Linked DNA regions of Homo sapiens: region 1 is linked to region 2. A link is an interaction called in ENCODE POLR2A ChIA-PET data of the cell type or tissue named here. Cell type or tissue: Caco-2. All regions are shown on one strand. Links, peaks and the distances in the headings refer to the core of each region. The heading gives the core; the rest is flanking DNA.

The links. ChIA-PET counts read pairs that join two places held together with the same protein. Peaks named below come from ENCODE experiments on the same cell type or tissue, not always from the same donor. Only the 100,000 strongest peaks of a DNase experiment are listed, where the experiment ranks them.
Region 1: POLR2A ChIA-PET joins it to region 2 with 11 read pairs; 2 of 35 experiments call an interaction of 5 or more read pairs at or near these places.

What each region holds. Positions count from the first base shown.
Region 1 is chr20:1,846,800-1,862,751 of GRCh38, forward strand. No RefSeq gene overlaps it. Among named protein-coding and RNA genes, the nearest start is that of SIRPA, 41 kb to the right of the region's middle. In Caco-2, for the core only: no CTCF peak of the experiment used is centred there; DNase peaks (open chromatin) are centred at 6,882, 7,642 and 8,552.
Region 2 is chr20:2,454,808-2,468,570 of GRCh38, forward strand. SNRPB (small nuclear ribonucleoprotein polypeptides B and B1) reads right to left here. Exons shown (of 7, transcript NM_003091.4): 2 at 12,800-12,951; 3 at 10,901-11,012; 4 at 8,940-9,092; 5 at 8,282-8,420; 6 at 7,829-7,954; 7 at 6,835-7,132. The coding sequence ends at 7,122. SNORD119 (small nucleolar RNA, C/D box 119) reads right to left here and starts at 8,240; the gene lies at 8,145-8,240. In Caco-2, for the core only: no CTCF peak of the experiment used is centred there; no DNase peak of the experiment used is centred there.

The DNA of each region.
Region 1 (15,952 bases), core at 3,332-11,331, 610 kb before region 2:
AAAATGGTTAAAGTCATCCATTATCCCAATGTCTGACATATAGTACTCAATAAATGATCATCCACTCTGAAACAGGGGCTTTCAAATAATGGTAATAAATAGATTAAAGGATCTAGCAGAAAAGGTAGACAACATACATAAACAGATGGGAAGTTTCAGAAGAGAGAAGGAAACTATGAGAAACAAAAGAGAGAGAGAGCTGACTGGAAGTGCTGGAACCAGCAAGAAAAAGATAATATCAAAGAGGAAGAATTCTGTTGATGGGATTAGCAACAGACTGGACACAGAGGAGGAAAGTGAAACTTAGTGATGGGTCAACAGAAATTCTCCAAACTGAAAAGAGAAAAGAATGAAAATTCACAACGTAGCTTTCTTAGATTTGTTAAGAGGGTGAAGGCCAGTGTCAGACACATTGGATTAAGTAGTACCATTCCTTCAACCATTTAACAGAAGTACATTGAGCTCCTATTATGCACCAGACAGTGTTTACAGTGCTAGAATCTCAACAGTGATGAAAAGGACAAGGTCCCTGCCCTCAGGGAGCACACAACCTAAGGGAAGGATCAGACTCCTAAATAAGTAAAATACATACATAGTATATTAGATGGTGTATTAGTCTGTTCTCATGCTGTTAATAAAGACATACCTGAGACTGGGTAATTTATAAAGAAAAGAGGTTTAATTGGCTCACAGTTCCACATGGCTGAGGAGGCCTCACAATCATGGCAGAAGGTGAATGAGGAGAAAAGTCACGTCTTACATGGCGCAGGCAAGACATCTTGTGTAGGGGAACTCCCCTTTATAAAACCATCAGATCTCATGAGACTTATCACCATCATGAGAACAGCACAGGAAAGACCAACCTCCATGATTCAGTTACCTCCTACTGGGTCCCTCCCATGACACATGGAAATTATGGGAGCTACAGTTCACGATGAGATTTGGGTGGGGACACACCCAAACCATATCAGGTGGTGATGTGTCCTATGGAGAAAAAGCACGGGAGCAGGCCAAGAAGAGTAGATTCAGGGGATGCAATTTTAAATAAGGCGGTAGGTCAGGGAAGGCCTCAATAAGAAGGTGACATTTGAGCAAAGACCCAAGGGAGGTAATAGAGGAACCAGGCAAATATTTGGGGGAAGAGCATTCCAGGCAAAATGAACAGCTGGTGCAAAGGTCCTGGGGCATAAATGTTCACAGACAGTTATGCCCCAGGGAAAGCCCAGAGGCTGAGGTGGCCAGAGAGGAATGATCTTGAATGATGGAAAACAAGGTCAGAGAGGAAGGTAAATGGGAGGTGGCCCCCCACCACCCCAGGAGGGAAGCAGATTATCATGTAGGGATTTTGGCTTCAGCTGTGAGATGGAGGCCTTTGGAGGATTTCCTTCAAAAGAGCCACATGACCTGACTTCTGTTTTAACAGGATTCCTCTGGCTGCTACCTGGAGAATGGACTGGAGGGGCCCAGGGTGGAAGCAGGGAAGCCAGTGGAGAGTCTGTGGTGACGATCCAGGTGAGATATGGCACCTGGGATGAAGGTGGTAGCCATAGAGATGATGGCAGCTTTTAGATTTGGGGTGCATTATGATGGCTATGCTGATGTCAGGAGAGCTCTTATTGTTTTTATATGTGTTGCTGTTATTAGGGCTAGCCAGGCTCCCACAAACTTTTTTCAAGGAGCCCCAACCCAGACAAGCAGGAGTGAAGCTGCTCACCTGGCCCCACCTGCCAGGGGAATCTTGCTGCACTTGTTGGGTAGCTGGTGGCCAAGGTCCATCTCCCCAGAGCCCAGCCCTGTAGGCTCCTCACCCTCCAGGCAGCCCAGGGCAGCTGCAGGCTCAAGGTTGCTCTGAGCAGCCCCCAGCTCCACAGCTGTAAGGTTCTAGTTGTTGGTTTACTCAGAGGCAGCAGATTCATCTGGAGAATCTGGTCCCTGCAGCCCCAGGTGCCCTCATCTCACTTCCTAAACATTCATGAGAGGGGAGGCGGGCAACCTCCTCAAGACACCTCGACTCAGATGCCTGATTCCTGCCGCCACTTGTCCACAGCACTGCCCCATCTGGCTCCTGCCCTCCACCTGACGGCTGTCATGGGCTCCTGCTGGTACCCCTGCATCCATCCAACCCTTTCCCATCCACCCCACTAAGAGCAGGAATGGGCCATTCTGAAGAGGGTGACAATGTCACTCAGCGAGTGCTTAAAACTCCACCATAGCTCCCCCTGGCCTGGGATAACATCTAGAACATTAATAGTGGCCTTCAAGGCCCTGTGTGATCTGGTCCCACTCTTCATGGCCTTCTTGTCCCCCCACCCCACCACCACAGTACTTGCCAGCTGTAAGAAGCTGTACCTAAAGCACCCCTGCAGAACTTTGCACAGTTGCTCCTCCAGGTTGCTCTAGCATGGAATCCTCTTCCTGCCCTTCTCTACCTGGCAAACTCCCACTTCTCTGTCACCTCCAGGGTCACTGCCGTCTTCTCCAGATGGCTGGAACTCACCCCAGGCTAGGCTCCCTGCTGGCTCCCACAGCTCCCTCTGCTCTCCCTCCTTATTCAGCTGCACTATATTACAAGGATAATGACAACACATTGGCAGGCATGCCCTGCTCCCATTGTCCATGGCAGACATCACTAAACGATCAGGGTGTTCTTCCCCCCTGAGCCCGGATATGGCCTCAGGAATGCAGCATTCTAGAGCTCATGGTAATCAAAAAGAGGTCGGGTGCAGTGGCTCACACCTGTAATGCCAGCACTTGGGAGGCCAAAGCGGAAGGATTGCCTGAGGTCAGGAGTTCGAGACCAGCCTAGCCAACATGACAAAACTCTGTCTTTACTAAAAAAAATAAAATAAAAAATTAGCTAGGCATGGTGGCGGGCACCTGTAATCCCAGCTACTCAGGAGGCTGAGGCAGGAGAATTGCTTGAACCTGGGAGGCAGAGGTTGCAGTGAGCAGAGATTGTGCCACTGCACTCCAGCCTGGGCGACAGAGCAAGACTCCATCTCAAAATAAATAAATAAATAAATAAATAAATAAATATAAAATAATAAAATAATTAGAAAGCCTCCTGAGTAGCTGAGATTATAGGCGCCCACTACCACGCCTAGCTAATTTTTTATTTTATTTTTTTAGTAGAGACAGGATTTCGCCATGTTGGCTAGGCTGGTCTCGAACTCCTGACCAGGAGGCTGGGAGGGGGTGTAGGAAAGGCGGGAGGGGGTGTAGGAAAGGCAGGAGGCGGTGGCAGCCGGGTTGGCGGGGTGGGGTAGGGGGTGGGGAGGTGGGGAAGGAGGATGGGGTTGGTTATCAGGTTCTCGTCCTGAATGGCTCTGCCTCTGGCTTTCCCTGTAGCTTGGGCAGATGCCTTCTCTCGGGACCTCAGTTTTCACATCTGTGAAATGTGGCAATAGGGCCAAGTTGTCAGTGACATTCTTCCCAGATGTCTCCCAAGTGTCAGGGCTGGATTTATAAGCACCTACTCAGTGCCAGGCCCTCTGTGTTGTCCTGGAGAAAGAGATGAATAAGACACTTAACCCTGCCCTCCAGGAAGCCATGGACTAAAGGTGAAGGGAGTGTGGTGTGTGTGTGCGTGTGTGTGTGTGTGTGTGTGTGTGTGTGTGTGTGTGTGTGTTGCATGTAGGCAACTGGGGATGAAAAAATCAGTTTTAACCTGTCACCCAGCTGAGGCTCTCTAGGCTACTTGGAGCTTCCTGGAATTTCCTTTGTGTCTAATTGCAATTAGCATTCTTTCCTGTCTAGTAGATGCAATGTGTCCCTCGGGAGGAAACGCAGAGACCACTGCGGAGATGTTCCAGGAACTGAAACCTTTGCCTTCCCTTTAGACTTGCCTCCTAACTCCGTCTACATTAACCATATGTCTAATCTCAAGTCAAAAATTCAAGGTTTATAGGGTAGGGGCTAGGCTTGTCAGCATTTCCCAATGATGTCCTGTCCCACGATAAAACAATTCTGGGGACAATACATTCTGGAAATGCTACATGAAATCTCCCCCTCTTGAAGCTTCACATTACACATTTGCATATAGAAGAATCTAAGGGAAGCAAAAAAAAAAAAGTTTGTCAAACTTTGCTTAATCCAGTTCTTCAAACTTATTTAACCACATAACTCTTTTTCTCAAAGTTCCTGTTTGCATCTCTGTCAGTTATCATGCTTTAACTTGCATCAGAAACCTCAGTCAAGCTGGTTTATGCAACCGGAAGAGTACATTAGCTTTTGAGACTGAAAGTCTAGAAAACATAAGGGCCTCAGGTAGAGTTCAATCAAGGCCTCGGCTCCATCTCTTGAGGCTTCCCTTGTGTCTCTATCCCCCCTTCTGTACACTCGTAAGCTTCATCCTCAGCCTGGTTTACCCCATAAGAACAAAATAGCTGCAGCAGTTCTGGGCATCATATTCAAGTACCCCACTGCACAAAGAAGAGGAGCCTTCTCTTTTCATTACAGACTGGATGTCCTTGCTGTATTTAGACCATGTACTTATCTCTGAGCCAATCACTGGGCAAGAGAAATAAATGGGCATCAGCCAATGAGAGCTTACCCCTGGGATGAAATCATAACATCTTCCACAAAGCCTATGACAATGTCTTCCTTCTAGTAACACATATCCCAGTAATCTCAGCTATCCCATCCCATTCTTTGCTAAGGAAACTGATTTGTGTCCACAGCACTGGTGAGCCACTGATCTCAAAGAGGGTAGGCCCCTAACATGAACTCTGGGGGTGAATCTTGATTGGTCCAAAGATCATGGTAACCTTATTTCTCTTCACCAACGATTGGTTCAGAGATGGCCATAGGACTTGGTTCTAGCTAATGAGATGCAAGCATCTCCTGGGTGGGGCTTCTAGAAAAGCTTTTGTCTTCTGGTGCAAAAAATAGACTTAGATGGCATATTCCTTTGCTCCTTCACCTTTCCTTCTTCTTCATACCTGGAATGAGGATTTGATACCTGGAGGTGTGGCAGCCATCGTGGGACCAAGAGGCAAAAACTGCAAGAATAAATGCCACAGTCCCAGAGACTGCAGAACAGAAAAATAGAGCCCAAAGGCTAGACAACATTGTTGGGCAGCTGTGCATAGTCTGGAATGCTATCTCTTGACATCTTATTATGAAAAATTGGATTGGAAATACATATTTGTTTGAGCCAAAGACATTCATTACTAACTGACCAAAGCCAAGTCATTTTTTGTAAAATAGGACTTGTGAGAGCCTTGAGACACAGCCTTGAAGACACAGCTTGAGTATCCTTGAATTCCAGATACTTTCATAAACAAGTTCTGCCCAAAGATGTTATAAGAAAGCAGATTGTCCAAGCTTTGCATCCACCCCAGCAAAGAGTTGAGTGTTCCCTGTGTGAGAGGGGCACCAGGAGTCATGGAGCGTCAGGCTGGGAGCCCAACAAATCCCATGGCAGAGTGTCCCATGTTGCTTTGAGGTTTATAGAGGAAGCTATGACAATGCCAACTCAAAAGTACATTCTTGAATTCAGATACTGATTGAGATGCAGCGAAATCTATCCACAGTCTTAAGCTCATCTCACTCTTCTTATATCCTAGTAATCTTACTTCTGAGCTCTCTTCTGATAAAATAACCCATAATAAGCAGAGAAAAAGCCAGGAACATAATTTTCATGACAGTTACATTTACAATATCCTCCTCATCCTGCCCCAGCCCCACCAAAAAAACTGGACAAATCTAAATGTCCTATAACAGAGGAAGGATTTTAAAACTATCTGTTCAGTGGAATATTACATGATCATAAAAAATGATGTTTGCAAGTTTATAATATTATAGCACAGGGGAAAAGCCGGCTGTAGCATTATATATATTATGTATAATCTCAATTATAGAAAAATTGCATGAGGGAAAAATCAACCATGAAATAAAGACAGTAACATGTTAATAGTGATTATGCTTGGTTACCGTTATTATGGGTAATTTGTTGGGGAATTTTTCCTGCTGTTATATATTTTCCATTTTACCTATATGTTCTACTTTTGTAAGCATAAAAAATAAAACTGGCTCTTCTTTTAAAAGCTTCCAGGACCCTCCAATTTGTGAGATCATTGCTGTTGTCTCTCCTCCAGTAAAGCAGGTAATCAAGGACTGCCCAGAGCTGGTGACCCCATTCTGCACCAGGCCAAAATAAAAACAGCTTCCAACTCCAGCATATTTGATTAACAGCTTGAAATTCTTTCAAGAGGCAAAATGAATGGTAGGGAAAGGGGAAGATCAACACCCTATTGTTAAATGGTGATGTGAGCTTGCAGGAACTAAAGGCAAAAAGAGGTACACACCATTCCCTGCCTTATGCAAATCGATGCAAATAGGACACACTCTCTGGCTAAGCAAGAATTCCAGGTCTGAGCTCCCACCTGGATCCTGGGTCTCACTGAGGAGGGAAGGAAGCAGTGAGAGGAGGGCATAGTGATGACCCCATTCATTGAGCACCTACTAAGTGTCCCACTTGCAAAGCATTTTCATGGCCTGGAGCTCGTCTACCACTCATCACCGCTTGTGATGAAGGTAATATTATCACCCACTGTTTGAAGGCAAGTCAAGTGGAGCTCAGAGTGGGAAGTGGCCTATGCAACGTCACAGCAGGACCAGCCAACTCCAAAGCCAGTGGTATCTGATGACCAGGCTACGCAACCCTGGGATACAAGTGCATATGGTGCCTCTGGTGGGATCTAGGGTCAGTCCTCAGTGTGGAGGAGAGAAGAGATGTATAGGTTGTCGGGACCACAAAGCATGAAGGTCTGGAACTCCTGGATGCAATGTTAGACATCCAGGTGGAATGCTTGTAAGTCCCAGACAGACTTTGGTCCCCACCTGGCCTTTACACTCATTGGGCCTGGAACACGCCCCCTGCAGACACCTACTGGCTCACTATAATTCCCCAGTCAGCTCTCTGCTAAAAGGTTACCTTATCAGAGGGGCCTCAGCTGACTACTCTACCTAAAAGAGCATCACCTGCTCACCTCTCCCAGCTCCAACATCTCTATCCCCGCCCTGCTTGGTTTCGCATCGTCGTGCTTGACACCCCTCGACTTACTACATATGTATTCGCTTATTGACAAGAAAGTCCACTCCATGAGGGTAGAGAGTTAACTTTTGGGCTCAGCTCTGTGTTTCCAACACCTGGTACATACTTGGTTGTTCAAGACATATGTGTCAAATGAATTAATGAATAAATAAGTGAATTTCAACTTCCCCAGAGCCTAGTTACACAATCTTGGACAATGACCCAGCAACAATAATAACATAGTTATTAATGATACATCACTCTTTATAACTAACGTTTCTGAGCACTTTTTTTTATGAGACAGGGTCTCACTCTGTTCCCCAGGCTGGAGAGCAGTGGCATAATCATAGCTCATTGCAGCCTTTGTCTTGGGTTCAAGTGATTCTCCCACCTCAGCCTCCAAGTAACTGGGACTACAGGCACACGCCACCATGTGCAGCTAATGTTTTAATTTTTTATTTTTTTTTAGAGACAGGGTCTCACCATGTTGTCCAGGCTGGTCCCGAACTCCTGGTCTCAAGCAATCCTCCTGCCTTGGACAGCCAACATGCTGAGATTACAGGCATGAGCCAGGCCCCCAGCCCTGAGCATATATTTGTACATTCCTTTCCTCATTTGATCTTCACATCAATCATCTGAAGCAGAGAACGTAATTATCCCCATTAGACAGCTGCAGGGACGAAGGCACTGGGAAGGCAGGTGCTGCCCAGATCAGAGAGCATCGCTAGCAGAGTCAGGACTTGAATCAAGCATGTCTGATTCTAAAACCTACTTGCCTACCCACCATGTGATGCCCAGGTCAATTCCACCCAACAAGAGGGCAGGCACTACATCTGCCTTATTCTTCGCCATATTCCCAGTGCCTGGCACCAGGTGAATTGCCCTTGGAAAAGGATGAGAGAAATCAGTGGTTCTGGAAGTGTAGCCCCAGGACCAGCAGCAGCAGCAGCACTTGGGAACTTCTTAGAAATGCTGATTCTTGGTTCCCATTGCAGATCTACTGAATCATACCAATGCACGCTAGAGTGTGAGAACCACTGGGACAAATGGGCGAACGTCCCCAAGCCTGATGCCCCATCCATAAAGCAAGGCTGAGCACCCATGGGATCAGAGGGTAAAATGAGAACTTCAGCCAGCGCCAGACCTGCCAGGGGTTTGAGCTATCCTGATTCCTTCCCACAAGCAATTGGAGGACAAATTTTCAGCTCTAATTTCAGGCCTTTGATTTCGGCCTCATCTGGCCAGGAAGATGCCAGCTTGTCAGAGAGAGTGGGAGGCCAGGAGTGATGGAGCTGGAGCAGGAGAATCTATTATTAATTACCATGTAACATTGATTAAGAGCCCACAAGGCACCACAGCTGCGAGGAGCTCAGGAGAGCCTCCGCTCCTGCCTGGAGGGGAAAATGATTAGCAACATTATGAAAGGAAATATTCATCCTGTAGCGGCCCTGAGCAAACACCTCCAGGGATGGGGAATTTTCCTCTCCCAGTGATCTTTGCTCCTGGAGCGGGGGCAGCTGCCTCCGTGGCCTGGGACAGACTTGTCGAGCTAGGAAGGTGGAGAAGCTGACCTCTGACCCATCTGCAGGTGTCAGGTTGACAGGTCAGAGAGTGCAGCTCTAGGGGGCCAGAGATGCCCAACTTGGGCTCCTGAAAAAGCAGTTTAAGGTGGCAGGATCTTTCTGAATTTTGGAAAGAAAGAGGCAATCTGGATTTGGTTTTCAATTCTCCAAATTTTTAAATATGGTTAAGACAGATTCTGGGTTGGCAACTTCTGTAGCTACTCAGCTGCCCTCATCACATTTAATCCTTCCAACAACTCCGTCTTTATCTTCTAGATGATGACACTGAGCCTCGAAGTGGTCACTTACATAGCAAGTCAGTGGAGCAGCTGGGATTCAAGCCTATATGTGCTTCCTGAACCTCTGCTTTCTCTACTGAATCACTCAGGTATATTGAGGTGCCCTGCCCCTGGTGTTCCAAAGCCACCCAAACAAATTCCAAAAAGTTTATGACTATTGCCCAATCCAAGCTACATCCCTGCAACAGGATCACACCCAGATGTAACATAAAAACTCCTAGTCAGGCAACATGTATGGATGTGTGAATCTGAGCACCTGACCATTCTAATACCCACACTGTGCTCCTCCCAGAAGCTTGAGTGTCAAGGAGCTGGCCCCAACCTCCCAGTGGTCCTGCTTCTGACCTTTGATCTCACATTTATTTCCAAGAGGATCTAGTGGAATTAACCAGTCACCTCTCCCTTTGCTCCACGGAACTCTATTTTTTTCTGCCACTGACTAGCTGGGAAGCCTTAAGCAAGTCCCCAGCCTTCTCTGAGATTCAATTTCTCCATATGCCAAAGAGGACTATTTGGATCCAGGGATCAAGCTGCTGGCCTTATTCATTCTATGGTCAAGCCACTGACCAAGTCATTCCTAAATTCCAGAGTGAGAACAGAGACTTCATAGGTGATAATGATGATGATGATAAAAATGATACCAAGATACTAGTTAACTATTTTTAATGCTACCTAAGTGCCAGGCACTGCGTGTGGATTATCTCTTTTAATCCTCACAGCAACCGTATGAAGAAGGTGGTCTTGGTAAATGCCATTTCACAGAAGATGAGACTGAGGCTCAGGCAGAAAAATGACTCCAGAGCAGACACGCAGAGCCTCCACTCTGGTGTCCACCCTGTGCCCTCTCTCATGTTCACAAAATGTGAGGTTTGTTGGCTCCTTCTAGATTTCTCCATCTGGAATTCAGACCATAACAGGTCCCTGGGGGCTGAGCAAGCTGCTCTGTTTCCCAGGAAACCATGTGGAGCCTTGAAGATTTATTAAGGAATTCATAAATTTGGGGGAGAGTTTTAAAACTGGTACAGCTGGCCACAGATCCCCAGGGAGGTAGCAAGCTCCCCATCCCTGCAGGTGTGCAAGCTGAGACCAGGCAGTACATTTGGTGGAATGTTGTAGTAGGGATTCCAACACCAGATGGGAGGCAAAGAGGATGAGCTACATCAGTGACTTTTTGGAAAAAAACAAACAAATACTTGTTAAGAGCCAGACTGCCTGAATTCAAATCCCTCTTACTTTTCTGAGTGACTTTGGGCAAGTTACTAGACTTCTCTTTGTTCAATTTCCTTACCTTTAAAATAGAACTAATAATAGTACCTACCTGACTGCATTACTGTAAGATTACATAAAGTAATATGTGTGGAACACTTAGAAGAGTGCCTGGCACATGGTAAGTCTATAAAGTGTTAGCTATTACTTTCAAACATTTTATATTAACTTTGGAGTCCTGTCTTCCATTCGAAACTTCAGTGGATACTGATGTTACAACAAATAAAACAAAGAAAAGCTGACTGACCTGAAGAAGTCAGGGGCTGGGAGCACTGGAGCCCTGTGAAATCTGACCCCCTCCTGCAATAGCCTGCAAAAACACTGCCATGGCCCGATGCCACCACAGGCGACTGCACCTCAGTGGCTGCGTCCTTGCTGTCAAAATCCAATCTGCTCGGGCCTCTCAAAACTATGCATTCAGTGCCACATTTCACAGATGGGGAAACTGAGGCCTAGAGAGGCCTGCTAAGGTTACCAACCAGTTAAGAGCCAAGTTCCCTCTGGAGAGCAGAGGGGCTCCTCTGCCGCCTTCCCAGAAAAACAACCAACCACAACAAGGTCACAGTCCCAGTGCGAACTCCACTGCCCCTCTCGACATTGCCACAGAGGGACCCAGAGAGCCTCCTTAATGCCCCTCCCTGGTGCAGGACCTCCCACTGCAGGAAGCTGGTTTTGGAGGAGGGAAACCAGCTTTTGCTGGGAAATCATCAAGAGGAAGTAATACTTAGAGAAAGGAAAGAAGGGTAGCAGGAACCAGAGCTAAGCCTAGCAGAACGGGGGCAGGATGAGGCTGCAGGTTGGGGGTGGGGGCAGCCCAGAGCCTCCACCTCCCCACACAGAAAAGCTTGATCAGCCCTGGCCCAGCTCCAGACACCAAGCCTGGGATCAGCAATCCTGGGAGAGCCCCCAAACTTGCCAAAATTTCCCCTGCTCCTGGACTCTGCTCTTCCTGTGATAAGACCCATTTTCCGGGAAGATGTGATCACAGGACACTCTGCCTGTGAGTGTCTGATAGGAGGATTCCATCTGAGTCCTCTCCGGGAAGGCCTGTAAGACCCAACCATCAGGATCCAGACTCTCATCGTACAAAGGGGACACTGGCCCAGATAGGGGCTCATCTGAAGTTACACAGCAGGTTGGGACAAAGCTGGGACCACCCCCAGGCATTTGAGGCCTTACTGTTTTCACCAACATCAAAGTCTTATCTTAGTAACCATAGTCATAATAATAATAACAACAATCATAAGACGGATATATATTTATATGTACATATAAAATTTGTTTTTTGAGAGAAAAAGAATTTCCTGATTTTTTTAACTTTTTTTTAACTTTCAGGCTCAGGGGTACATGTGCAGGTTCGTTAATACAGGCAAACTCGTGTCATGGGGGTTTGGTGTACAGACCATTTTGTCACCCAGGTACTAAGCATAGTATCTGATAGTTATTTTTCCTGATCCTCTTCCTCCTCCCGCTCTCCTCCCTCAAGAAGGCCCAGTGTCTGTTGTTCCCCTCTTTCTGTCCATGAGTTCTCATTATTTACCTCCCACTTATAAGTGAGAACATGCAGTATTTGGTTTTCTGTTCCTGCATTAGTTTGCTGAGGATAATGGCCTCCAGTTTCATCCATGTTCCTACAAAGGACACCATCTTGTTCTTTTTTATGGCCGCATTGTATTCTGCAGTGTATATGTACATTTTCTTTATCCAGCCTGCCACTGGTGGCCATTTAGGTTGTTAAGAGCTGTATTTTTTTTGAATGCCTACAATAAGGCAGGCACTATTCTAGGTCCTTCAGATGATTGAACATTTTCCACCCTCATAAAGGAACTCCACAGGGAAGGGTCCGCATCCCCATTTTACAGATGAGGAAAATGAGGCACACTGAAGTTACAGAATGTGCCTGGGACCACACAGCTGGTATTCGGTAGAGTAGGGATTCAGACCCGGCAGCTTGGCTTCACAACCCATCTTGATCACTACACTGACAGCAGGAAGAGGACCTGCTTTCTGGAAGTTCCAGCATCACTAGTGAGCATGGGTGAAGGAGGCTTCAGGGTTTGGGAAATCGGCCTGTGGCTGTGGAAACTATGTGTGGACAGCTTCCTCCCACACAGCTAATAGTTATTCTCATGCTAGCTGCAAGAAAACCCAGAACACTAACTTTCCCAGCTTCCTTTTTAACTAGGAGTGGCATGTGACCCTCGCTGATCTAATCAATGAGATGTAGGTAGAAGTCTCAGAAACAGTCTTCCTCCACAGTTAAAAAGCCCTTTCTTTTGCGTTTATCCCTTTCCCTTCTTCCTACATGGAACAGGGATGCCATGCCCAAGACCTGGCAGTCATCTTGCAACCATGAGGCACTAGGAATGAGGATAAACAGCTACAGGCTAAAGATGGCAAAGACGAATGGCAAGCAGAGCCTGAGTCTCCAGTGGCATCAGTGAGAGCCACACTGGTCCCGGGTGGCCTGCCCAGGACTTATAAGACAATAAACACCAATTGGATTATGCCTCTGCAGAAGGGTTTCTATTATTTCTAGCTGAGTTCATTCCTAACTTTCCCAAGAGTGGGGTCAAGATAGGACCCAGGGACTGCCTGTCACCGAGCTCTTGTTCCCTCTATGGAATCACACTACCTCCCAGGGGATGTACCTCCCCCTTTCTATCTCTTCCAAAATGCACCAGCATTAGGCGTTTGCCTGGCTCAGGGCCTAGAAAAGGGTGCTGAGCAGTTGTTCCTCAGGCCACGTAGCCACTAGACCTGCCCATGTGAACCCATGAGGAGTGGGGGTGGGGTCTTGCCCTGAACCCACCTACCATGAAAATTCCAGGGTCCCAAGTATCCAACAGATTGGACTTCCAGGAAACATATTTGATTTGACTTGTAATAACCATCCATCCATCATTCTAAACAAATAATAGCATACATCATTCTAAACAAATGTTTATTGAGGGGATGCCCAGTTTCAGGTGCTCATAAGTGAACAAAATCAGCAAAGTCCCTGTCATCAGAACTCATATCCTAATGGGGGAAGCAAACCATAACCAAGTCAGCAGAGAGGTCCCTCACCTTTACAAGGTGCTTTACAGTTTACTTTTAAGAATTTATCTGTCCTTTATCCTCATTCCTAGTGCCTCATGGTTGCAAGATGACTGCCAGGTCTTAGGCATCACATCCCTGTTCCATGTAGGAAGAAGGGAAAGGGATAAACATAAAGGGAAGGGCTTTTTAAGGAGACCTAACTTCGCCTCCTCAATAACTCCTCATTTTTCCATTTTGCCAAAGAAACAAAGGCACAAAACGGGGACCAAGAAGAGGCTTCCCCAAGATCACCCAGCCATGTCCAGGAGGGTCAGTCTGGCAGCAATTGCCTTCCCCAGGGCACATCCTCTGTCTACTAGAATAATCAAATAAGTCCCTCTGCCATGGGGATCTGTTGCTCTGGGCACCACTGAGACAGCCATCAGAAACAACAGCCTCTACCCAAAATCAGTGTTGGGCTGGGATACAGCATTGTCAGCTACACAAAACCCCCCTCATCAAGCTGTTGGCGCCTGGTGGCTGCTTAATTATTCATCCCTGCTGAACATGCAGGCCCAGGGCTTCAGCCATGGTTTTTGGAGCTCAACCATGGGGGAGCCTCGGTGATAAGCCCAGACCTGTTAAGAAGTTTGGAATGTATGTGTCTGCCCACAAATTGTTCCCTGGTCCTCCCACACCAGCCTCGTCAGGCATAGTGAAAGATGACAATGAGCCAGGAGGCTTCAGAGACAACAGGGCCCAGGCTGTGTTTGCAATGTTGGTAGCTAAAACTGCTCGGCCTGTTTTCCATTCCCATCTAGCCCAAGATCTTTCAGACTTTGAGCTAAGCAGAGTTTTAGGCATGTTGTGAGGGTTAGTGAGGGAAGGGGGTGGGGAGTCATTTCTTCAGGGGAGTGGTGGTGGTGGTGGGCAGTGACTCAAAGAGGCCAATGAACGTAGAGAGAAGAGCTTCTTTTGCAAGATGGACAGAGCCAAACGGACCTGGTTTCAATTGGCTCTGTCACTTTCCAGCTGTGTGTCCTTGGACAAGTCACTTGCCCTTTCTGATCAAAGGCCTCAAATATAAAATGGAGATTCATTCATTGTGTAAATGTATATTGGGCCCCTGCTATGTCCCAGGCACTGCGGATACAGCAGTGAAAAGAACAGCCAAGTCCTGTTCTCACGGGGGCTTGTGTAAAGAGTTAATGTATCTAAAGTACTGTGTCCCACATATAAGTACTCGATTCATGGTCATTATGACTTTTGTTATTGTCAGAGGATTTAAGTTTTACACATACAATTATTTGCTGTTACCCACCTATATGATTATTATTACCATGGCAGAAAACGCCCCCTCTACCCACCCCACACATATATACACACATACGCAACTCACACCTAAGCCATTATGAAAGAATTCATTTCCTCCTCTAAAGTTGTCTTTGGCATTCATTTTTCCTGGTCTGGGAGTTTTTAATTTCATTCATTTCCCCTTAGTCCTAACCCATCGTAGCTTGTCCTAACCTAACCCAGTATATAGCAGAGACCAATAAATGTTTTCTTCATTCCTTCCTTCGTTCATTCATTTACTTGACAAACATTTATTACTTCCTCCAACATGCCAGGCCCCGCTCCGCGAGCTGGGGAAGCAGCTGTGACCCAAACAGACAATGTCAGGCGATGTCTCTGCTCTCATGGGGTTGACATTCCAGCAAGGAAGACAGACAACAGGAAGGCAGACAGACAGATGACAGATAGACAGAAAATATACCACACTCACAGGCAGCGCAGATGCTGGAAGAGAAAAGCAGAGGCTTCAAGGTGGGGGAGGCAGGACGAGGCCATTCCAGACTGGCTGGGCGGAGAGTCCCTGCTGAGGAGGTGACGTATAAGACTGGGTGGGACGGAGAAGGGAGTCCTGTGAACATCTAGGGGAAGAAAGCTCCAGGCAGAAAACACAGAGTGCAAAGGTACGAGGAAGGAAGAAGCTTGGTAGGGTAAAGGAACCCATGGGGCAGCCTGTCCCAGGTTCCCAACTTGTCACCTTGGGCAGTCAGGCGAAAGCACAAAAATAGGCTCCAGTGATGGCTGGCACCTCCTTAGGCTCACTTAGATTCCTACAGTAGGGATCCAATGCGTGACTGCAGCCTCCAACCAGTCTCTGAAGAATGGAGAGAACAGGGACCAGAGAGGGAAGGTGATTTCCCCGGGTCACACAGCCAGCAGTGGCTGGGCTGGACCCAGATCCCACATCTCTTAACTCTGGCCAGTGGTGCCTCCCCTAAACCACAGTTGTTGTCTTTCTGGAAGGCAGAATGAGGGGTCCAGAAAGATCCCAGGAGACACTCAGAGACACACAAGTTAGGAGACAGACTGGAGAGATAGGAACTCGAAACCTTCCCCACTCCCAGCCATGCTTGTCCTCACACTCAAAGAACCACAGGAACCAGACAGCAGCCTCCATCCTGGCTCTGCATCTGGGAACCATGGTTACGGCTGCTGCTTGATTGGCAGGGGGTCCAGACACATTCGAGCTACCCCTTGATTCCTAGAGGTTGTGTGAGAAGCAGGAGCAAGGGCCAGGAGAGAAGCTGGGGGTCACCAGCAGGCCCCAAATACCACCCTCTAACCTTTCCCTCCCAAGCCAATCATCCAGGCACCTCGCACTGCCACGAAATCCTTTTTAGAGCTCTGAATTAAAAATAAATTTGCAAGCACATAACCAGATGTTACATGGGGAAAAGATAAATAACTCAGCCTGTCAA
Region 2 (13,763 bases), core at 5,764-13,763:
TTCTATATAGGTCTTAGTAGAAAATGGGGACAATACAGAAAATGAGAAAAAAATGTAAGTCACGATCCCAGCACCCATGCTAAGGCTGAGCCCACGCCTTTGCGGCTCCCTTCCTCCCTGTAAAGCAATGCTGCCCCCGTGTGGATTTGATGGGGTTTTTTTTAAAAACACACATTATTTCACACTTTTTTTAAATGCAATTAATTTTAACTAGGTAAGGCGCTTAATGGTTCAATATTTATTTATTTATTTATTTTGAGATGGAATTTCGTGGTCTCGGCTCACTGCAACCTCCGCCTCCCGGGTTCAAGCTATTCTCCTGCCTCAGCCTCCCAAGTAGCTGGGATTACACGCATGCGCCACCACGACCGGCTAATTTTGTATTTTTAGTAGAGACGGGGTTTCTCCATGTTGGTTAGGCTGGTCTCGAACTCCCGACCTCAGGTGATCCGCCCGCCTCGGCCTCCCAAAGTGCTGGGATTACAGGCGTGAGCCACCTGCGCCAGGCTTAATATTTAAAAGGTTCTAAATGGTATTCAGTGAAAATTCTCCCTTCCTTTTCTACTCCTCTCAAACCAGGTTCCTTTCCCCACAGGCAACCAAACTGGCCAATTCGTTATATACAGACTTCCAGAGATAGGTCATGCACACGCCTCGTTCAATAAATGACAGTTTCCTTCTTTCCAGCCCCTGCCTTTGAATCATGATTGTTGCTCCTAAAAACTTAGAAACGCCAAATAAAAAATACTTTTACGCAAATTATCCAGCATTGCCTGATTTACAGTTACGAAAAATCAAAAACAATATGAATTCCCAAAATAAGAGCAATGCCCAAGTTAGATTACACCCACTAGTAATCATTAAGACTTGTGTAACAACATGAAAAATGTCTATCAGAGGTTTGTTTTTTTTTTTAAAGACAATATACAAAAGAGGACATAGGTAATTTAAAAGTGAAAACAAGCCTGGGCAATAAAGTGAGACCCTGTGTCTACCAAAAAAAAAAGAAAAGAAAAGAAAAGAGAAAGGAAAGAAAAGGAAAGGGAAGGGAAGGGAAGAGAGAAAAGAAGAGGAGGGGAGGAAGGGAAGGGGAGAGGAGAGACAGAGGAAAGAAAAGGAAAGGGGAAAGGAAGGAAGGATGGAAGGAAGGAGTCGGGGAGGGAGTTAGGAAGGATTAGCTGGGCATTGGTGGAGTGTGCCTGTAGTCCCAGCTACTCTGGAGGCTGAGGCAGGAGAATGGCTTAAGCCCAAGAGTTCAAGGCTGCAATGAGCTAAGATTGCACCACTGCACTCCAGCCTGGGTGACAGAGTGACACTCTGTCTCTTAAAAAAAAAGTCAAAACTATTCCTTAAAAAGAATGTAACAATATAACAATGATGTACATTTTTCAGCTGTCAAACTAGAAAAGTGTGTTTCTCAATGAGAATCATTAATTCTGAGGAGCATGGTGTGAAAGGTGTAGTTGTGACCGATTTGTAACAGGGCAAACTGACTCAAGCTTTTATTATAGACTTTGACTCAGAAATTCCATTTTTAAGTATTTAAAAATAGAACAATCTTTGCAAAAATATGGTCATCACATTATTTGTTGGTGAAAAAAACTAAGCTAAATGTTCAACTACAGAGGATTGGTTAAGTAAATTGGTTAAGTGTTTCATTTAATGAGATACTAAAATCATAATGTTTGCAAAGATTGGGGATAGGTTTTTGATGTTTTGATGTTAAGAGAAATAGAGAGTTGACCATATAGTAAGATGATGAAACCCAACAAGTAGAGAAAAAGCTAGCATTGAATATTTGGGGGGCTGGGACACAGTATTTTATTTCTACAATCATTCTTTAATGAGCATGTTTAAGTATGTTTTTTAAAAAAACAGAATACATGAACTATGGAATAGCATGCCTGTGGGCCTGACCAAGCAGAATGCAATTTTTTTTTTTAAGACAGTCTTGCTCTGTCGCCCAGGCTGGAGTGCACTGACATGATCTCTGCTCACTGCAACACCCCCGCCCCAGGTTCAAGCGATTCTCGTGCCTCAGCCTTCTGAGTAGCTGGGATTACAGGTGCGTACCATCATGCCCGGCTAATATTTGTATTTTTAGTAGAGACAGGGTTTCACCATGTTGGCCAGGCTGGTCTCAAACTCCTGGCCTCAAGTGATCCACCCACCTCAGCCTCCCAAAGTGCTGAGATTACAGGCGTGGCCACCCACCGTTCCTCGCCAGAATACAAATTTAAGTTCAACAGCAAACCTAGTGCCTTTAATCTCTTACTTAGTCCTCGCAGCCACAGACCAATTTACTGACGTGAACTAAGGTTATAGACACTTACTATGAAAACTGGAATAGAGCTCATATAGGTGAGAGCACATTCAAATTCTCCATCCAGACTTCTTTCACCACCAGAGACTTGGGAGTTACCTTAACGATACAATGGTCAGAATACCCAGATGTCTGATTACAGACTTTTCCTTTTGTTCTTTCTCTTTGTCAGTGATTCTCAAAAGCCAGCGTGCCTAAGATTTTTCTATGAAGGGTTGTATACACAAAACCATATATGCTGTACTTCAAGAGAGTTTGAGTAGATTTTCAAGAGTAGTTTTGAGGATACAGAATTTTTACTGTGCTAACCATTAGCCAACGTGTGACTGCTTTTTTTTCCTTTGCGTGATTATCCTTATTATTTGCATAATAAAAATAAGAGTACTGGCCAGGCATGGTGGCTCACACCTGCAATCCCAGCATTTTGAGAGGCCAAGGCAGGCGGACCACCTGAGGTCAGGAGTTTGAGGCCAGCCTAGCCAACGTGGCGAAACCCTGTCTCTACTAAAAATACAAAAATTAGCCGGGCGTTGCGGTGCATGCCTGTAGTCCCAGCTATTCGGGAGGCTGAGGCAGGAAGCCGAGGTTGCAGTGAGCCGAGATCACACCACTGCACTCCAGCCTGGGTGACAGAGCAAGACTCTGTCTCAAAACAAGGGGGAAAAAAAAAAAAAAGACTACTGCCTTTTAGCTCAGGCTGGGAGTATAAAACCCTTTTGGATCACACCTGTCAGGGAAGTGGGAAGCTAGCTGCCTTTGCAGTTTGTGCTACTCAGGGTTCCTGTGACACTGAGCCAACCATTGGCTCTACCAAAAGCTGATGCCAAACTCACCTCCCTGATGTCCTTATTCTAATAAACCTGGACCAACTTCATCTTTACTCAGCCTTTTCCTCCACTGGGAATATCCTTTCCACAACAAAAAGCCTTAGTAAACTTTTTCTGTGAAGAAACTTTTTTTTTTGAGATGAAATTCACATAGCAACAATTAACCATTTTAACAATCACAACTCAGTAACTTGAGTGTATTCACAAGGCTGTAAAACCACCAGCTCTCGCCCTATAAAAGTATCCTATTCCCATTAGGTAGGCACTCCATTTCCTGCTGCTCCCACCCCTGGAAACCTCTAATCTGCTGTCTCTACAGATTTATCTATTACGGGTAGCAAATATCCATATAAAAGCAATTATATAATAGATGATCTTTTGTGTCTGGCTTTTTTCACACTACACAATGTTTTCTAGGTTTATCTACATGGTAACATGTATCAATATTTCTTTCTTTTCAGCTCTATTATATTCCATTGTATGTATTGTGAAAGTTGTCAGAACCAAAATGGAGTCACTTGTATGTCTTTTAAAAAACCCTGCCAAAGCCGAAAGGCTATGAAGGGAGGATTCTGATGCATAAATGATAAAAAAAAAAAAAAAAAAAAAAACTACTACAAAAGACTGTAAAAACACAACCTTGCACAAAGGCCACTGCAACCTTATATACATACAAAAATATTTCTGCAAGGACTTCTGCTTGTTCAACCTCAGACTGGTGCCACCAGGACTTGTTATTAATCCCTGGAGTTAGGGATAGTTATCCCAAGACAATTACATAATCCTTGTTTTTCCTTTTAATCTGTCTTCCTTTACCTCCCTGAATACGCATAGTATGGCACATGGACTCCCACTGCAATGCCCCATTCATGAATAGGTATCATTTTCTTTTACGGCCTCCGTTTATTTAGGTTGACAGTATATACCACAATTTGTTTATCCATTATATGTTGAATATTTTGGGTTGTTTCCACCTTTGGGCTGTTATGAATAATTCTGCTAAAACCAGTTGTATACAAGTTTCTGTGTATCAAACTACCTTTGCAAAAGTGACAGTAAGAGAAATCTGACATGGCTGACTCCATCTTGCTTCTGAACTCAACAGGCCTACGTCTTGGTAGAATTCAGGCCCCTCTCATCCTCTTCACTTGAGGGTCTTTCACTAGTTTTATAAGGGCAGTTTAGCTTTTGGGAAGAGCTCATCAAATCTTATTGTTGACGAGTTTTTATAGAGCTTTATCTCCAGCCACCTCTGCTCCAGGAGGCTGGTGGGTGGGAGTGAAAGTTCCAACCCTCTCATCACTTGGTCTTTCTGGTGGCTGGCCCCATCCTGAGGCTAGCTAGGGGTCCCACTCTAAGTCATGAACTCACGTATTATCCCATTACACAGGAAATTCCAAGTGTTTTTCAGTTGCTGTGATAAGAACCAGGAAAAAAGGCTAAATATATTTCATATTACCACAGATACATATATCTAGGAGTGGAATTGCCATATAGTAATTCTGTTCAGCTTTCAGGAACTGCCACTGTTTTCCATAGGGGCTACACCATTTTACGTTCTCACCAGCAATGCATGAGGGTTCCTGTTTCTCCACACCCTCACCAAGAGTTATTTTTTTCATAAATAAGCCATCCTCGTGGGTATGAACCGGCATCTCATTGTAGTTTTGATTTGCATTTCTTTAATAACCAATGATGTTGAACCAGTTTTCATGTGCTTTTTGGCCATTTGTGTATCTTCTTTGGAGAAATATCTGTTCAATTCCTCTCATTTTTGAAAAAGGTTATCTTTTTTATTAAGAATTTTTTATAGTTCAAATAGCAAACTACAGATATCAGACTATCATATCGTTTGCAAAAATATTCTCCCCTTCCATAAGTTTTTTTTTCATTCTTCACCATTCTTGGATGTACAAGTTTTTAATTTTGATGAAGTCCCATTTACATATTTTTTCTTCTGTTGCTTGTTTTCAATGTCCAATGCAATAATCCATTGCCAAATCCAAGGTGATGAGGACTTACTCATTTTCTTCTAGATCTAGCTCTTACAGATTGTTTACCAATTTTGAGTTAATGAGTGATAAATGAAGGCATATGAGGTAGAGTTCCAACTTCATTCTTTTACATGTGGTTATCCAGTTGTCCCAGCACCATCTGAAAAGACTACTCTTTTCCCAATAGATGGTTTTGGTACCACTGCAGAAAATCAATTGACCATTTATGTAAGGGTTTATTTCTGTACTCTCATCTATCCATTGTCTATCTTTATGCCAGATGCAGTGTTTATTACAATTTTGTAGGTTTTGTGAGACTTCTAATGTGATCAAGATTGTTTTGGCTATTTGGGGCCTTTTGTAGCTTCATATATATGAGGATTAGCTTCTCCATTTCTGCAATGACCACTGGAATTATTATAGGGATTACATTGAATGTTTGGAGACTATTATTTGTTACTTTAATAGTAAGTCTGGATCCATGAACATGTTGGCTTTCCTCATCTACTTAGTTTTCTTTCAGGATTTGTAGTTTTCACCTTGGTTTGATTGATTCCTGGGTATTCTGGTATTGCTTGCTTTGATTCTTAGGTATTCTTTTGGTTGCTATCCTAACTGGAATTCTCTTCCATTTCCTTTTCAGATTGTTTGTTGGTGGTGTATGGAATAGTTTTTATGTGATCTTGTACCCTAAAACGTTGCTGAATTCACTCATTAGCTCTAGTAGCTATCTAGTTGATGGGGTTTTCTATATACAGGATATCTTCTGCAGAGATAGTTTTACCTCTTCCTTTCCAATTCCAATTCTTCTTTTTCTTGCCTAATCGTTCTGGCTAGAACTTCCAGTACAATGTTGAAAGTGGCCAAAGTGGGAACCCTTGTCTTGTTCCTAATCATAAGGGTAAAACTTTCAGTCTTTCACTATTATGTTAGCTGTGTTTCATAAATCCCTTAATCTTGTTTAAAAATTGCCTTCTGAGCTGGGTGCAGTGACTCATGCCTGCACCCCGCCATCTCTTTAAAAAAAAAAAAAATTCCCTTCTACTCCTAATTTGCTGGGTGTATTTATCATCAAAGGGTGTTGAAATCATCTCAAATGTTTTTTCTGCATCTGTTGAGAAGATCCTATGGCTTTTTTCTTCCATTAATGTGGTAAGTACCACTGATTGCATTTACAATTATCTTCCCCCTACACAGTAACTTTACAACAGTGTTCACCTTATTTTTGTACCCTTAGAGCTTGATGCACTAAGTACTAGAGTGCTGCTCAGTGAACACAGGCTTTGGGTGGAAGAACTCATGAAGATACCACAATTCAAAAGTTACGTTAGGTTATATGTTACGTGTGTGACCCTGGCAGAAAGTTATGCCAAAATTGTTCCTCTCCCAGCAGAATTTTCATTTTTAGCATTTGCTTCATGGAGAAGCTATCTAGACAAGTGCCTTCCCAAGAGGATATTATGGGTACTGATTTCAACAAAACTGATCTTTGAATCTGATAAGTGAAAATGTTCAATTTTGTAAGTATCTTAGTGTATGAGGATGTACAGATGCAAATGGGTAGTAAAACATTTTATAGGGAAGAAGGTAAGATCAGGGTTAATTTTTTCCAAGGCAACCCTTCTTGACTCTATTAAGCACCCAATATATCAAAGATTTTTCTAAAAATAAAGATCCATAGGTGCAATTATAATGTTCTCTTAAGAGTTTATTATAAACCAGTTTCATAGGCCACAAGGAGATAAAAGGACTATGTACAGCCTTACGGGAAACAGGCAGGGAGCTGAGGAGGGCCAAGATGAGTCTAGGGCCTTGGTGGGCGCATTCCCGGGGGAGGGGGCCCTGTAAGGGAAACCAGACAATCCCATGAGACTCCACGAACAACAGCATAAGAAACAAACAGGTCTGTGGTAACGTGGCCCTGAGGAATCGAGCCCACGCCTCTGCGGAGCTACTTCCATACTCTGTGGCCAAGGGTCAAAGAAGGCCTGAAGTAAGAGTAAGAAGTTTAGTCAGTGCCTGATCTGCAACTTGAATCCCCAACCCTGCCCCAGCCTCCCACGCCCTGCAGTAATCGAGTGAGGAGAGGGGTATACATGGCATATGTGCTAACTAGGGACTACTCTGAGGCTGACTGGGTTCCTATGTCTATAAAAACCCATAGAGGAATAATCCAGACTAGAGAAACAGGGGTCACCAAGTTTGCCCATGGGTTATCTTATAGGGAAAGAACACTGGGCTTGGAGTCCAAACTCCCTGGGGGCCTATTTTCTCATCCATGTGGGGACTGATCTCAGAATTTCTCCAACTGAAGTTAAAGAGAAATCCATAATAGTACAGCAAAGCCCAGAGCCCCCTCTTAATTACTAGGCACTGTCAAACCAAAGAGCATAAGACAATCTCATAACTTCTGTTAGGGATCCTCAGAATGCATTATTTCATTGTGTCCTGAGGCCGCTGCCTTAGATATTGAGAAACACCCTGGGTGCATGGCTGCTCTAACTTTTCTAAGAGGGGAGGTAAGCCCAATTTAAGAAATGTTCCCTCTTCTCTTTCCTTTCTGGATTTCCCTAGATTTAAGGCTTGAAAGCCCATGGGATATGATCTAAATGCAATCTTCCCTCCATTTCCTATCCCACTAGGCTCTAGGGAAAGAAGCCAAAGTCACCACTGCAGGCACTTACCTCGCATCCCAGGGGGAGGAGGCCGCATTCCCGGAGGGGGCATGCCCATTGGAGTCCCTCTTCCAGGGGGGATCCCCATTGGGGGACCCATAGGAGGTCTCATACCAGGAGGTGGGCCCATCATGCCTGCAAGAGAAAAGCCCCAAGAATATAGCTCAAGTGTCTATCTTGAAAAGGTAGCAAAAAAACTACAAAGCTTTCCACCAAGTTCTGAGATAGATGGACCATTCCACCCTCTCAGCAGCTCCCAGAAAACTGACATTTGAGCCTAACACCCAGGGCTCCCAATGGCTCTTGTCCACCTAGTCTCATCAGTCAGCCACGCTGGATCTCAGAGTAATCCTGCTTAATTATACAAACTCATCATCAGCTTCAGTCAAGGTTATATCTCATCATTAATCCAGCTAAGGCATCTTCTATCAATTAGCACTGGTCTCCTTATGGGCTCCTCACCTGGAGGGGGTGCTCCTCGGCCCATAGGTGGGGGAGGACCCCCACGGCCAGGTGGGTACTGGGTTGGAGCCCCGGCAATACTGGCTGTGGCAGCAGCTGCAGCGGCTGCAACAGTACCTCTTCCTTGTGGGGTCATCACCTAAGAGGACATAAGAAGAAAGAGTTAGAAGAGTACAGTACAATGCAGCTTCCCACTCTCCTCCCCAACTTGGGGAAGGACAGTGGGAAATAACAGACACCAAATCCCTTAATGCTACAACTCTCAGCACCAGACTTCCCATCCAAAACCACATGTCGGGAAAGATCAAGCTTGAATGCCCAACTCCCATCTTCTAGACCTGAATGTAAGCATGTCCAATCCAAGTGAGAGAAGGCAACTGCATTTTCAAATATGACTCATGATTTCAAATGCTGTCATGGAAATATTTTCCTTAAATACAGTTGGCTAATTCGTACATCTCTTTAATAGCATCAACATAATTTACAATGGCAACTTATCCTTTTCACTTGCTTCTAGGGCCATGTATAAACCACAGTGAAACACTGATAGTCTGACAATCACAGGTTGGTCACTCTGGACCCTTTTAAAACTATGGACCCTCCCCTTTATCCTTTATTTTAGCCACCAGGAGGTGGTACCCTTTCCCCAACTCCTCACCTGTTGGGATGGCCCGCCAACCCCACGGACTGGCCCAGCAAGTCCTGCAGGAGCCTGGGGCATGGGAACCCCAGCTGGGATTCCTCTGCCAGCAGCCCTGCCGATCCCTGGGCCCCCGGCAGCTCCAGCAAGTGGAACTCGAGCAATACCAGTCTGAAAAATAAACAAATATGCTCTGATGCCCAGTGATCTGAAGATCAGAAGTATACTTTGGAATATCATTGCCAAGAGAGCCCCTCGAAATAGCTTATAAATACTATCGAAATAGCTTATAAATACTACCTCTCCATGTGTGCCAACACCATTCTTCCTCCATCCAAGACTATGAGTTATCCCTGAAGCAGGGTAGAACTTAAGAGTAAGTCTAGAGAAACATGCCACAACTCAACCACCTATATGCACTCCTGTGAAAGTTAAACCAAGAGCAAAGGGCCAGGGTTCCACTCAGGGTTCAGCAGGCAAGGCATTAAAGGGACATGAGATCCATTCCCAGCTGATTCTAATCCGCTAGGTGACAATGGACAAATAATCCCACAATCCCGGGCTGAGTTGCCTTATCTGCAAATGACATGGTTATGGTACAACTGGTTGTGATCACAAAGGTTTATGATGGGTTATGTTAGACCAGCCAATTCTACTGGAAGTAGGTACTAAGAGATTTGAATATGTACATGGACTTTGAACCAAGATATGCTAACATCCCTTGCAGACATTTTTAACTGGAAAAGGCAAAAACGTAAAAATCTCCAAAAAAGAAAATGATTAGGATAAACTACTCTGTACTCATTTGAGAAAATCTCAGTCATTAACTTGACTTTAAAAGTGTTGAGCAACTAGAAAAATGTTAACATTAAGTGAAAACACAGAACAACATAATATATGCCCACTATGTGTTAAGTACAAAAAAATCCAGATAATATATGTGGATTTTTAAAAAGTTAAAAGGATTATTCTCTTTTGATTAAAATAACGTCTTGGCAGGGCGTGGTGGCTCACATCTGTAATCCCCGCTACTCGGGAGGCTGAGGCAGGAGAATCACTTGAACCCGGGAGGCAGAGGTTGCAATAAGCCAAGATCGTGCCACTGCACTCCAGCCTGGCGACAGAGCGAGACTCCATCTAAAAATCTAAAAAAAAAAAAAAAAAAAACCCTTCAAATGAAAAAGGGAAAGGGAAAACAAATTTGACTAGGTCTCTAAAGCCTGCTCTATTTCTATGTGTAGCTTGGTGTTTACAGAATCAAGACTGTCTGAGATCAAATGTCAGTTTCACCACTTAGTGGCTGTGGCACCTTGGGCAAGTTACTAAGCCCTGGTTTATTCTATTTATAAGATGAGAATTTATCTCTAAAGAGACCTAAAGGATCAAATAAAATACTGAAGTGGTTGGCGCAAGGTAGATTCTCAGTAACTATGAACTGTAACTGTACAAAACAAAATACACACATTTCCTATTGTTTCGGAGTTACAACTTTTTAAGGTCTACCTAGGCTTTGTCGTCACATTAAGAACTGACCCAGATGGCTTCAGGTGCTTCCTCCACTGACTCACTATGTACATCAACTGAGAAACAGGTAGAGCTTTAAAGTCTGAGATACCCAAATTCTAGTTCCCCTTTTCCACTTCTTTCTTGCAGGGTAACCTCTTTTTTTTTTTTTTGTCTTTTTTTTTTTCTTCCTTTTTCTGGAGAATGGGGTCTCGCTATATTGCCCAGGCAGGTCTCGAACTCCTGGGCTCAAGCTATCCTCCCGCCTCTTGCCTCCCTGAGAGCTGGGATTACAGATGTGAGCCACCGCGCCCGGCCTCTTGCAGGGTAACCTCTTTAAGATTTCATTTATTATCTGAAAAAGGGGGCAAAATCCAGAGGATGCCTGTGAGAACTGCAATGAAACAGAATCTAACACAGAGCCTGGCTCACAGTAGGGCCTCCCCTCCTCCACAAGGCTTCCTGCTCTGACTTACATCTTTGGGAGGAGGTCCCTCTACTGTCATTGAGACCAGATTCTCCCCTCGCAGCAGCACCAGACCGAGGACTCGCTTCTCTTCCCTTTCTGCTTGTTTGGAGTTCTTTGGCCTAAAGAGAGGTTTAGAAGGAACAAAAAAAGTGTTAGAGGTGGGTAAAGTTCACCTGCCTAGTGGCCTCCAAGATTTGCTTATACTGCATCTCCTAACAAACAGTACACAAACTTTCCCAAGATAGCCCTCCTGGATAGTCTCTACAGGCTGAACACATAACCTCTTAGGTGGCTATCTACCTGTTTCCTACCATGCCAAGAGGACACACTGACCAAGAGATAGGACAAGGTCAACAAAGCCCAGCCCGGGCCCAAATGCTATTCCACAGCAACCGTGAAGGCCCTTCCCTCAGCCAAGTCTTCTTTCTTAGGACCCTATTCCCTCCCTTCAGCTTAAGGTCTTGCCAACATCAGGAGGCTGCCTAAACAATTCCAATCAAATGACTCCCACCCACCTCACTTACGTGCAGTGTCCTTCTAATATCAATTCAACCTCACAGGCCTATAATTCTGCCCCTCATCTTACATCAGAAATAGGAGAAGCCATAGAAGGAAAAGGTTAAGAGAAATTTCACATACACAGAAATTGAAATTTCATATCTGTTCCTCAAAAGCATAAAAACAGAAACCCCCAAAAAGCAACAACCAGAAAAAGATGAACAAAATATAAATGTGAAGTAGGAAAAATAACTGCAACAGGATAGGAAAGTGGGGAAAAAAGCTAAAGCTAGATCCTAAAAATAAAGGGGAAAAAATAGCCTGATTTAAAAAAAGAACTCAAAAGATTTTGTTTTGATATTTTACAGTATATTAACTGGTTGTCTGTGGATGGACAGTTTTTCCCTTTTTTGGCTCACATTTTCTTATTTTTTAAAATAATAACCATGTATTGTCCTTTCATAATTAGAAAAAAACCCTTCGGGGTATTTTAGTTTCTATTCATAGACTTCTTTGTATTTTCAAAAATATTTTCCAATAAACATTTTTTATAATCAGGAGGGAACTTTGGAGTAGCTCCACGCTCATCTGTTGGCCCCTCTCTAATACGTACCTGGCACCAAGGCATCCCTACCACATTTTTAAACTATACTTCTTGACCTTGGGTCACAGAAGAAATCAGCCCCAAGGAGAATCAAAGGGAATTCAAAGTGAGTGACAGAATAATATGGACACTGCATATGACAAAAGAGCTGCTGGCCACGGAAGTCACATCATCTTTTTGTGCCTCAAGTAGCCTTGAATGTAAAACATGATGGGAAGCTAAATCATATCTTTTAATGGGCCAAAAGCTTAAGATCTGTGAGACTCAAGGCAAGGGAGTTAGCCAATAACTTACGGAATTGTAGCAAAGTAGACAATATCTCCAATTGTTTGTATAAATGCCAACAAAAATCACTGGCCCCAAACCCACATGGGGAGCTGAGCACTTACCCTGAAGAGGGTCAGAGGCTTCTTAAAGCAGTTTCAGACCAGGCTGCATTGGGAGAGCCCTTTAGGCTACAGCTTTACAAATAGGCAATGAGGCCAGAAACTCAAGCTCTCCCCCCTCACACACCTGTGGGGAGAACATGAGAGCCCTTTACCCCAGTACCCAGGGGCACGCAAAGTGAGAGAAACAAAAAGCCTAGCAGCCCTTCACAACTTGTACTTTGCTAGACTAGAGAGCAAGGTTTGCTGGACTCAAAAAGATTTCTTAGCGTTCAATGTCCCCATTTAAGTCTGCCCTCTAAAACTGGAGAATAAACAGAGAAGAACCAACTAGCTACATCACCACCTCTATTGCTTGGCCCACCCACTCAATCCATTCCCATCCTCCAGTCTCCGCCCCCCACAGTCCACTCCTCACTTGATCTTTCTGAACTCATCACAGTCACAGAGGATCAAATTCATGTGCTTGTCAAAAGCCTTGAAGGTGCCAATGAAGATCCGGCCGTCCTGCAGGATGCACCTCATCCTGTAATCAATATGCTGCAGCATCTTGCTGCTCTTGCCCACCGTCTGCAAGGAGAAATGGACAGGGATGAGACTCTGCTCTTTTGGACCCAAGCACCTCTGGCCCTCCCCAAAACTTCCCATGGCGTTCTTGTCCATGTGTCCAACTTTCTCAACAGATTCTTAGCTCAGTCTCCCACCCACAGCCTTTTCCTAGGAATTCTCCCATGCCACCCTGTTTTAGCCCTGACCTCTACCCAGTAATCTGCTATTCTCTCTTCCCTTGAAATCGGTCTTTCTCATATTATAATTGCCTTTCTCCTTGTCGTGTCAGTTGCAGGGATGAGAGTATAGGGTGTCCCCAAAATAATCCAATGCATACATACTAGAGCCATCTACCAGTGTGCAGATTATAGATATGTGACTCAAGTGCTATGGAACATTCAAATCTCATTAAAAACACTGAGTAAAGGAAGAGCTAGAATAGGGCTGAAACTAAAAATCTAATCAACAAGAAGCTTGTTATCAGGAAGGAGATCAGCTTCAAGGTGAAAAATGAAATCCACATATCAAGAATTTGTTAGTGTGCCTCCAAGACTATATTTGGCAGAGGGAAACTTCTGATGGTTAGGGTGCTAACCAGTTTGGACATATAATGGTCTTTAACCCAACAAACATTTCTGCTTTCATAACCTGGGTTCCAATGTGCTAAAATAAAGAAGTGACTATATAGGTATCACTTTGTGAACTGTCAGGTACCCTAAGCAGTTGTATTTCTCTCTATAAACAAATCACCTGGCATTTGATCTGTATATCATCCTCCCATCAGTCTGACTGCTATACCCAAGTCCTAACCCACCAAGTGCCTTCTATGGACA